2 separate regions of the Homo sapiens genome follow, and region 1 is linked to region 2. Evidence: read pairs that join two places in POLR2A ChIA-PET (ENCODE). Cell type or tissue: K562. All regions are shown on one strand. Region 1 overlaps TRIM41 (tripartite motif containing 41). Region 2 overlaps OR2V2 (olfactory receptor family 2 subfamily V member 2).

Region 1 (4,000 bases), 83 kb after region 2:
CCTGCAGGAATCTGAGGCTGGCCTCTGGGATGGTGTGGGGAGCTGGATTCAGGGAGAAAGGGGGCCCAATCTGTGGAGTTGGCTGCTGACAGGGGAACAGCCGTTCCAGCCCTGGCGTATTTGTCCTCCCTCCCTCCCAAGTGGACCTGACGCTGGACCCTGACACGGCTCACCCGGCCCTGATGCTGTCCCCTGACCGCCGGGGGGTCCGCCTGGCAGAGCGGCGGCAGGAGGTTGCTGACCATCCCAAGCGCTTCTCGGCCGACTGCTGCGTACTGGGGGCCCAGGGCTTCCGCTCCGGCCGGCACTACTGGGAGGTAGAGGTGGGCGGGCGGCGGGGCTGGGCGGTGGGTGCTGCCCGTGAATCAACCCATCATAAGGAAAAGGTGGGCCCTGGGGGTTCCTCCGTGGGCAGCGGGGATGCCAGCTCCTCGCGCCATCACCATCGCCGCCGCCGGCTCCACCTGCCCCAGCAGCCCCTGCTCCAGCGGGAAGTGTGGTGCGTGGGCACCAACGGCAAACGCTATCAGGCCCAGAGCTCCACAGAACAGACGCTGCTGAGCCCCAGTGAGAAACCAAGGCGCTTTGGTGTGTACCTGGACTATGAAGCTGGGCGCCTGGGCTTCTACAACGCAGAGACTCTAGCCCACGTGCACACCTTCTCGGCTGCCTTCCTGGGCGAGCGTGTCTTTCCTTTCTTCCGGGTGCTCTCCAAGGGCACCCGCATCAAGCTCTGCCCTTGATTATCCTGCCACCCGCAGGGGCCCCTCTGTCAGCACTTGGGGGGTGGGTGGTGGAGGGTGGCCCGTAAGTTTGAGGGCTCAAAGGCTCTTCCCACTGCTTGTTACTGTGTTGCTTCCCACTCCCCCTTGACCCCAGGCCCCTGCTTCTCCCTCTAGGAGCCTAAAGAACCCTCCTGGCCTCCAGCTCAGCCTTCTCTCACCTACTATGTCTGTCCAACAGGTCTGCATGGGTCCCTGATAATGAGAACAGCTGCCTGGTCTTCTCTCCCAGTCTGCCTAGCCCAGCCCTGGGACTGGAATTTGAGTAGGGGATGAGGGGAAATTGTAATTTCATTCCTTAACTTCCTTTTCCCCACCCCTGCTCTTCAACCTCTTTATCAGTTCTGAGGCTGGAGGGTTTGGGCAAGGCAACATCCCCATTCCAATTCCATTTTCTGATGCAGATTTTAGCTGAGGGATTTGGAAGCCATTTGGGGAGGCAGGCTGGGCCAAAGGGTAGAGCTGGGTAATAAATGTCTATTCTCCTGGGGAGGAGGGATTCTAAACTTTCCTTCCGTCCTCAATTTCTACCTCCATAGACCGGCCAGAATTTAGCTTCACTTGAGAGAGATCTGGAATGGTCGCCATGATTGAAACCACGCACCATTACATCATCATTACATTAATTACATCAACATAAATTATTTCTTCCCCCTTCCCTTTTCCAGCACTCAACCAAGGAGCAAAGCTCATCCCACCCCACACCCCTCCCAGGTCTGCTCACTGCCAGGCTCCTCTCCCCTTTGTTCAGTGGAGCTGGCTTTTCTCCCAGCCCCTTTCCATGCCTTTCACTCCATTTGGCAAGCTCTGAGGGGGAGCCTGGGGACGGGTTTGGGTCCCCAGGAGGAGAGCCTTGGGTATAATCTATTTTTCTAGGAGCCTCTTGCCTTGTCACTTGCAGCTTTCGCCCTCTGCTTTGATGGCTGAGGTGAACTCATGTTCTTTGGGAAAAGGGAAGGCGTGCTGTGGAAATAAAATGTTTATTTGCTTCTCTTGTGAGGTCTGTTCCTTCAGGTGAGGGTGTAACTCAGGATTTCTTCCTTTGCCGCCCCTGCAGTGAGAAGCCACACAACTGAACTGGTTAGTTGCAGTTAAAGGCATGCTTTGCACCTGTTACCAGGCAGGCTCCTATTTCAACAGGGATGTGGACCCTGCTCCCCATTTTAATATCTTAACCTAACTTACTAACTGTTCAGTCTACTTAGAGATGTTTGCCACACGTAGTTGAAACTGAAGCCAGAAATGCCTCATCACCATTATAAATTGAGGGGAGTAGGAAGTGGAGGGTGCATGTGGGCCTTCAATATGCTGTAGTTGCTTAGCACAGAAAATTGCAAGGGTAGTGGGGTCTCAGCCGCATGTTGAACCATTCCATCCCTGTACTGAGGTTTCTATTGGAAACTGTAATTGTAGTTTAATGGCTCACTTCTGGCCTTTCACAAGGCATCTATCCTCATGAATAAACTGTGTTTGTGTGTAGGGGGATTGAGGGCCAGGTTATAGTAGCAGTTGAAATGTTTAGTAGGGCCAACTTTATGGTTCTATTTATGAATGCTTCCAGACCAACCACCCCAAAACTTTTGACCTGAGGAATAAATTAGTTTTGAATTAAGTTCTTCTGGTGAGAACTGCCTTGCTTAAAGAATTAAAAACCCTTGACTTTCCTCAAAGACCATGTTGACAGAGACTGCTAACATGAAGCTTAAGTTTTCTGAATTATGTTCAAATCTTTAGAGGAATGAGGATTCATCTTCCACTCTTACGTGTCAGGGGTTGGACCTGCGGAGTCTGCTTTTTCTAAAAATTGACTGCAACCACTTTGAAATCAGTTCTTTCCCTCAAGAAGGTTCCCCAGGTTGAAGGTAGGCCCTGATGATCTGCACGTGGTATGTAGGACGCTGATGGGGTTTAAGTTCAGGGAAACTGCTATGTGACTTCTCACAAACATCCCACCTGATGCTACCCCAATCCTGAGAACTTAGACGGACAGCTCCCCTTCAAAGCCTTGTTTACTTAGTCCATACCTTGCATCCAGTTCGCTAGTGCAAACTTAATGTGTAAGCAATGTAGATAGAATGGAGCTTTTTTGCATATAAGAAAAAAAAACCTAAAAGTCAGAAAAGCCAGTTTTTTTTTTATTTGTAAAGCTCTGCCATAAACTTCTAGCGTGTGCCAATGGTCACCTGCCACACTCGCACCAGGTTGTCCGTGTAGCCAGCAAACAGAGTCTGCAGGGAAGAAATGACAGTGACAGGTCAGGCTGGCATAAATTCTGCAGTCTCACTAGATTCAGCCCAAGTGGCTTTTTTTGAGATCCGTCCACCTTGCTCCATTGTCTAGGCTGGAGTGCAGGGGTGCGATCCTGGCTCACTACAGCCTTAAGCCCCTGCAGTTCAAGAGATCCTCCCACCTCAGCCTCCAGTAGGCATGTGCCACAACGCCGGGTAGACTGTAAGAAACCGCTCTCATTTCAACAGCCAGCTTGTAAGTGGTGGTTATGTATTCCTTGAGGAAGAAACAGCTGGTGATAAGGCTCCAGACATTTGAAAACTGGTCAGATTAATTAAGGTATTAATTGAAGGCTGACAGCCACTGCGTTCCACATCAGTCTTCCCTCTGATGCAGAAACACATTCACTGGCATGGCAAACGAGGGCATCCTCATCAACCTGGCTTGTCATTTCACTTTATGCCAAGGACACTGCTCTTGTGTCTGACAGACTAGATATACTAACAGAATGAGAGGGAGAAAATTAACTGGAAGCAGAATCACCTGAGAGGACAGACCCACTTACCTGGCCATCAGCAGACCAGGCCAGGGAGGTGCACTGGGGTGGTTCTGCCTTGCTGCTGGTACTGATAACTTCTTGCTTCAGTTCATCTACAATGATCTTTCCCTCTAAATCCTGGGGAACAGGGCAAAAGCAACCTTAAGACTTACCAATCAAGAGAGTCTCCTCTTAAAAGCCCCTCAAGATTCTCAAGTTAAAAAGGGATGATTTTGCTCCCTGGGGTCCATGTATCAATGCCTACATGCATTTTCAGTTGCCACTAGTGGAAGGATGGTTTGCTACTGACATCTAGTAGAAGCTGGAAATGCTGCTAAACATCCTGGAATGTACAGGACTGCACACCACAACAGAGTTACTCAGACCAAAATGTCATTACGTGGAGGCTGAGAAAGCTTAGCTCCCAGGTGGGAGTCAGATGGCATATATA
Region 2 (4,000 bases):
GCCCAGGAGGTGCGACTTACAGTGAGAGCCTTGACTGCACCACCGCACCCCACCCTGGACCACCCTGTCTCGACAACAGGAAAAAAGCCCCACAGATAAGTAAGCATGCAGAGTATCAGGCAGTGATGAGAGCTGTGGAGTGAAAGCAAGCAGGGAAGGAGGGCAGCCTGGGGCGCTTTGCAGCAAAGTTCTCAATGAGCAGAAGACACGTGGGGGAGACCTGAAGGAGGGTGTAGACAAGTGGGGAAGATGCTCCGTGCAGAGGGAGCAGGAAAGGCCCTAAGGTCAGATGCATCTGGCGTGCTCCAGGAAGAAAATAATAATAAAAGGGCCTGGCAGATGAGACATCCAGAGTCAGGGGTGAGGGCAGACAGCTGCGGGAGGGGAAGTGGGGGGATCCTGGAAGGGCGTTGGCCCTTGCTGGGAGTGTGTTGGGAGCCAGTGGCATATCCTGAGCACAAGACTGACACCATCTGGCTTAAGTTGCAGGCGATGCCTTCGCCCTCAGTCTGCTGGGTGAAGCCAGGGACCAATCAGGAGGCTGTACTGACCCCAGCTGCAGCCCTCAGCAGCACATGCATTGTGCCAAAGAGGTGCCACGTGCATGGGAAGGGATCGTCTGGTGGGGTCAGGTGGGGGCCCTTCGTGGCAAAAGTGGACTTGAGCTGAGCCCTTAAGGACATCAGCATTAATAAGATGAGAGGAGGGGACATGACTTTTGTAGGGCGCGCAGCTGAAAAATACTGCTTGGTTGTTTTCTGTCTGAGGTGTCAGCAAGACACGCAGCTGTATATGTTCTGTAGGAAATTTGCAGTTGAAGCTGGGGCTGGGAGGGGCGTCTGGGATCCCATGACGGCTTTGGCATTACCGGGAGGCTGACGCGGAAAGATCAGCTGATGCAAGGCGTTCAAAACCCTGTCTCTATGAAAAATAAAAAATTAGCTAGGTGTGGTGGTGTGCGCCTGTAGTACCAGCCACTCAGGAGGCTGAGTGAGGAGGATCTCTTGAGTCAAAGAGCTCAAGACTGCGGTGAGCTGATCATGCCACTGTGCTCCAGTCTGGGAGACAGAGCGAGGCCCTGTCTCAAAAAAAAAAAAAAAAAAATCAAAGGCTTTGGGTTTATCCGTCTATCTCCGATCTGCTGAGAAGAGGCGGGGCTCTAGTGACAGGCAGCACACACTCAGAAAAATCACATTCAGTGTCCCAGCCACAGTACTCACATCCATTTTCCTTTTGGCCTCATAGTGATCCTGCAATAAAGGTACAGTGGTTATTAAAATGGACCCCCTTACAAAGGAGGAAACGGAGGCTCTGAGAAGCTGGCTGCACAGCCCATGTTTAGTAAACGCAGAACCAAGATTGACAAAGAGTCTTTGAATGTCCGTTCTGGAAACTTAACTTTAGATCAGGCTGTTCCTGGGGAAAATATCCTGAGGGGGTAAGCCGCCTTATCTTGTAAAATTTCTCAGTTAGGAGCTTCCAGTTCCTTTTTCTCTGACTCTTGGCTCACCAAACAGCCTTCTTGTCTGAACTCTGAACAACTGGAGATGCTTTTGCTGAAGAGTGGCATTGGTGTCCTGTGAGATGCAGCTCTCGTTACAGGTGGACGCACACTCTCCTGTGGTTAGTAAGTTCCTGACTTGTGAGTTGGTTAGTGTAAACACAATTCCCCAACCCTAGAGGAAAATCAGCATTGCATTTCCGGACATGCTGAATTCCAGGGACAACCTCGGTGATGATTAGTGACTCACGTCTAAAAACAGAATACGCAGAGCTGAAGGGATGTGACTTCTGATGTGAGGTCACAAAATACCCCACTCCTCTCTAGGGCGATTTCCTTCCACTCTCTGGAGGATCACTTGCCCTGGCAGGAGGCAATGGCCACGTGGTGAGGCACCTGCGAGGAGGGAACAAGGTGCCAACAGCTGAACCAGAGCCTCAGGAGAGGCCTCAGGCCGGAGGCACCCAGATGAGCTTCACTGGATCCCTGGCCCACAGGAACCATGAGATAACAAATATGTGTTATTCTGTTTTAAGCTGCTCAGTGTTGGAGCTATTTGTTACAAAGCAGTAGGAAACTCATACAAAGTTAAGGGAGGAAAAGCGGGGAAGCACTGCAGTGCTGCGCTACTTACAGTGATGGTGCCTGACGGTGCAGGCCCGGATGGCTAAAGGGACAAACAAATCGGAAGGAGGCAAATGAGAAATAGAACATGAAAAGGCCTAAGGAAAACTGGGAACTCCTTGGAGGGCGAAGACAAGGCTCAGCCGGGTGAGAGCGTGACGCCAGTGATAACAGACTCAGAGTCGGAATACGGTGATGTTTTCCGCTTGTTGTTTATAATGATCTGTTCTGTTATTTGCCTTGGCTTCAGATATTCTACCGTCAAGGATGCTTTGTCTTTTTTAATATACATGATGTGATTTCCTGACTTGGCTTTGTCCGTGTAAAATCATATCATGTCTCTGGTGCCTCTCGATACTAAGGTGTTTAGGACAAATTGTTTGGCAGGACATGGTGGCTCACACCTGTAATCCCAGCACTTTGGGAGGCCACGTCAGGCGGATCGCTTGGGCTCAGGAGCTCGAGACCAGCTCGGGCAAGATGGCAACACCCCATCTCTAATAAAAACAGAAAAAAAAAGTTAGCCTGGCATGGTGGCAGGCACCTATGGGAGGCTGAGGTGACAGGATGGCTTGATCCCAGGAGGCGGAGGTTGCAATGAGCCGAGATCACACCACTGCACCCCAGCCTGGGTGACAGAGGGAGACCCTGTCTCAAAAACACAAAAACACAAAATAATTCTTGGCTAAATATCAAGGGAAACCCCTCTTTATTAGCAGGCTCCAAATAAATCCATTGAAACTTTGATGAAGCAGTGAGGAAATGACTCAGAAATCCCAGTGAAGTATATCAGTTACAAGGATCTCATAAAGAAGGCACTTTGATTTCTACTAAAGATAACTTAGGAAGCAGGTATTACCTATACTGATGTGCCAGCCTCTTCTACTGAAGCCCTGACTAAGGGATTATTTTCTAAGCCCCAGCATAACTGAAACCTCACTGTTCTTAAGACTCTTGGGCACCAAGTCATTGCTTCACCTCATTGGCCCTGTGACTTCCTGTCACTCGCGGTATGACTGACAATGACACCGTCCATCGCAACTCTTCCTTTCTCACGTGGGGCACAACAGGAGAACATCCTTTCCCTGTAGTCTGAACATAATAGAGTGGTAAGCATGAGAAAACTCTCAGAACATAGAGAGAGACTCCAGACTGAGGAGCAACTCCTGTTTCTTCCCTTCCTTTCTACAGCACACATGAATTATCTCCTGGGAATGAAATGGTCCCGGCCCCGTTAAACATTGTTTCCCAAGTCCATGTGATCCCAGGTAAAAGATTCGGTATCGGCCGGGCGCGGTGGCTCACACCTGTAATCCCAGCACTTTGGGAGGCCGAGGCGGGTGGATCACAAGGTCAGGAGATCGAGAGCATCCTGCCTAACACGGTGAAACCCCGTCTCTACTAAAAATACAAAAAAATTAGCTGGGCGTGGTGGCGGGCGCCTGTAGTCCCAGCTACTCGGGAGGCTGAGGCAGGAGAATGGCGTGAACCCTGGAGGGGGAGGTTGCAGTGAGCAGAGATCTCGCCACTGCACTCCAGCCTGGGCGACTGAGCAAGACTCCATCTCAAAAAAAAAAAAAAAAGACTCTGTATCATATGGTACAGCCAAGACTTTGCCTGCTGAAGGGGGTTGTCCGAAGGTCTCTGACACATGAAACAACTCAGTTCTTCTCTTTGTGGTAAGGATACATACAGCACATAAACACAGTCCAATTCTAGGAGCCAGGAGGGCCCCCACCGCTGTGTTAGGGAGATATGGAGTGTCCCCTATTATGTCCCAAAGCTTCAGTTGTTGAGATCTAATGAGTTGCACACAACACAGCTGACTGAAGACATAGCAGCAGAGGTCTATAAAGAGATGTCAGTCAATGTAAC

The links. ChIA-PET counts read pairs that join two places held together with the same protein. Peaks named below come from ENCODE experiments on the same cell type or tissue, not always from the same donor. Only the 100,000 strongest peaks of a DNase experiment are listed, where the experiment ranks them.
Region 1: POLR2A ChIA-PET joins it to region 2 with 5 read pairs; 7 of 35 experiments call an interaction of 5 or more read pairs at or near these places.

Annotation. Positions count from the first base shown.
Region 1 is chr5:181,234,033-181,238,032 of GRCh38, forward strand. It overlaps TRIM41 (tripartite motif containing 41), which reads left to right. Exons shown (of 6, transcript NM_033549.5): 6 at 142-1,776. The coding sequence ends at 743. It overlaps RACK1 (receptor for activated C kinase 1), which reads right to left. Exons shown (of 8, transcript NM_006098.5): 7 at 3,577-3,687; 8 at 2,865-3,010. The coding sequence ends at 2,945. Among named protein-coding and RNA genes, the nearest start is that of SNORD96A, 5.9 kb to the right of the region's middle. RefSeq lists an enhancer at 2,095-2,174. In K562, no CTCF peak of the experiment used is centred here; a DNase peak (open chromatin) is centred at 1,544.
Region 2 is chr5:181,150,898-181,154,897 of GRCh38, forward strand. The region is part of intron 1 of OR2V2 (olfactory receptor family 2 subfamily V member 2); the gene reads left to right. Among named protein-coding and RNA genes, the nearest start is that of OR2V2, 5.3 kb to the left of the region's middle. RefSeq lists enhancers at 56-557, 3,210-3,259. In K562, a CTCF peak has its summit at 465; no DNase peak of the experiment used is centred here.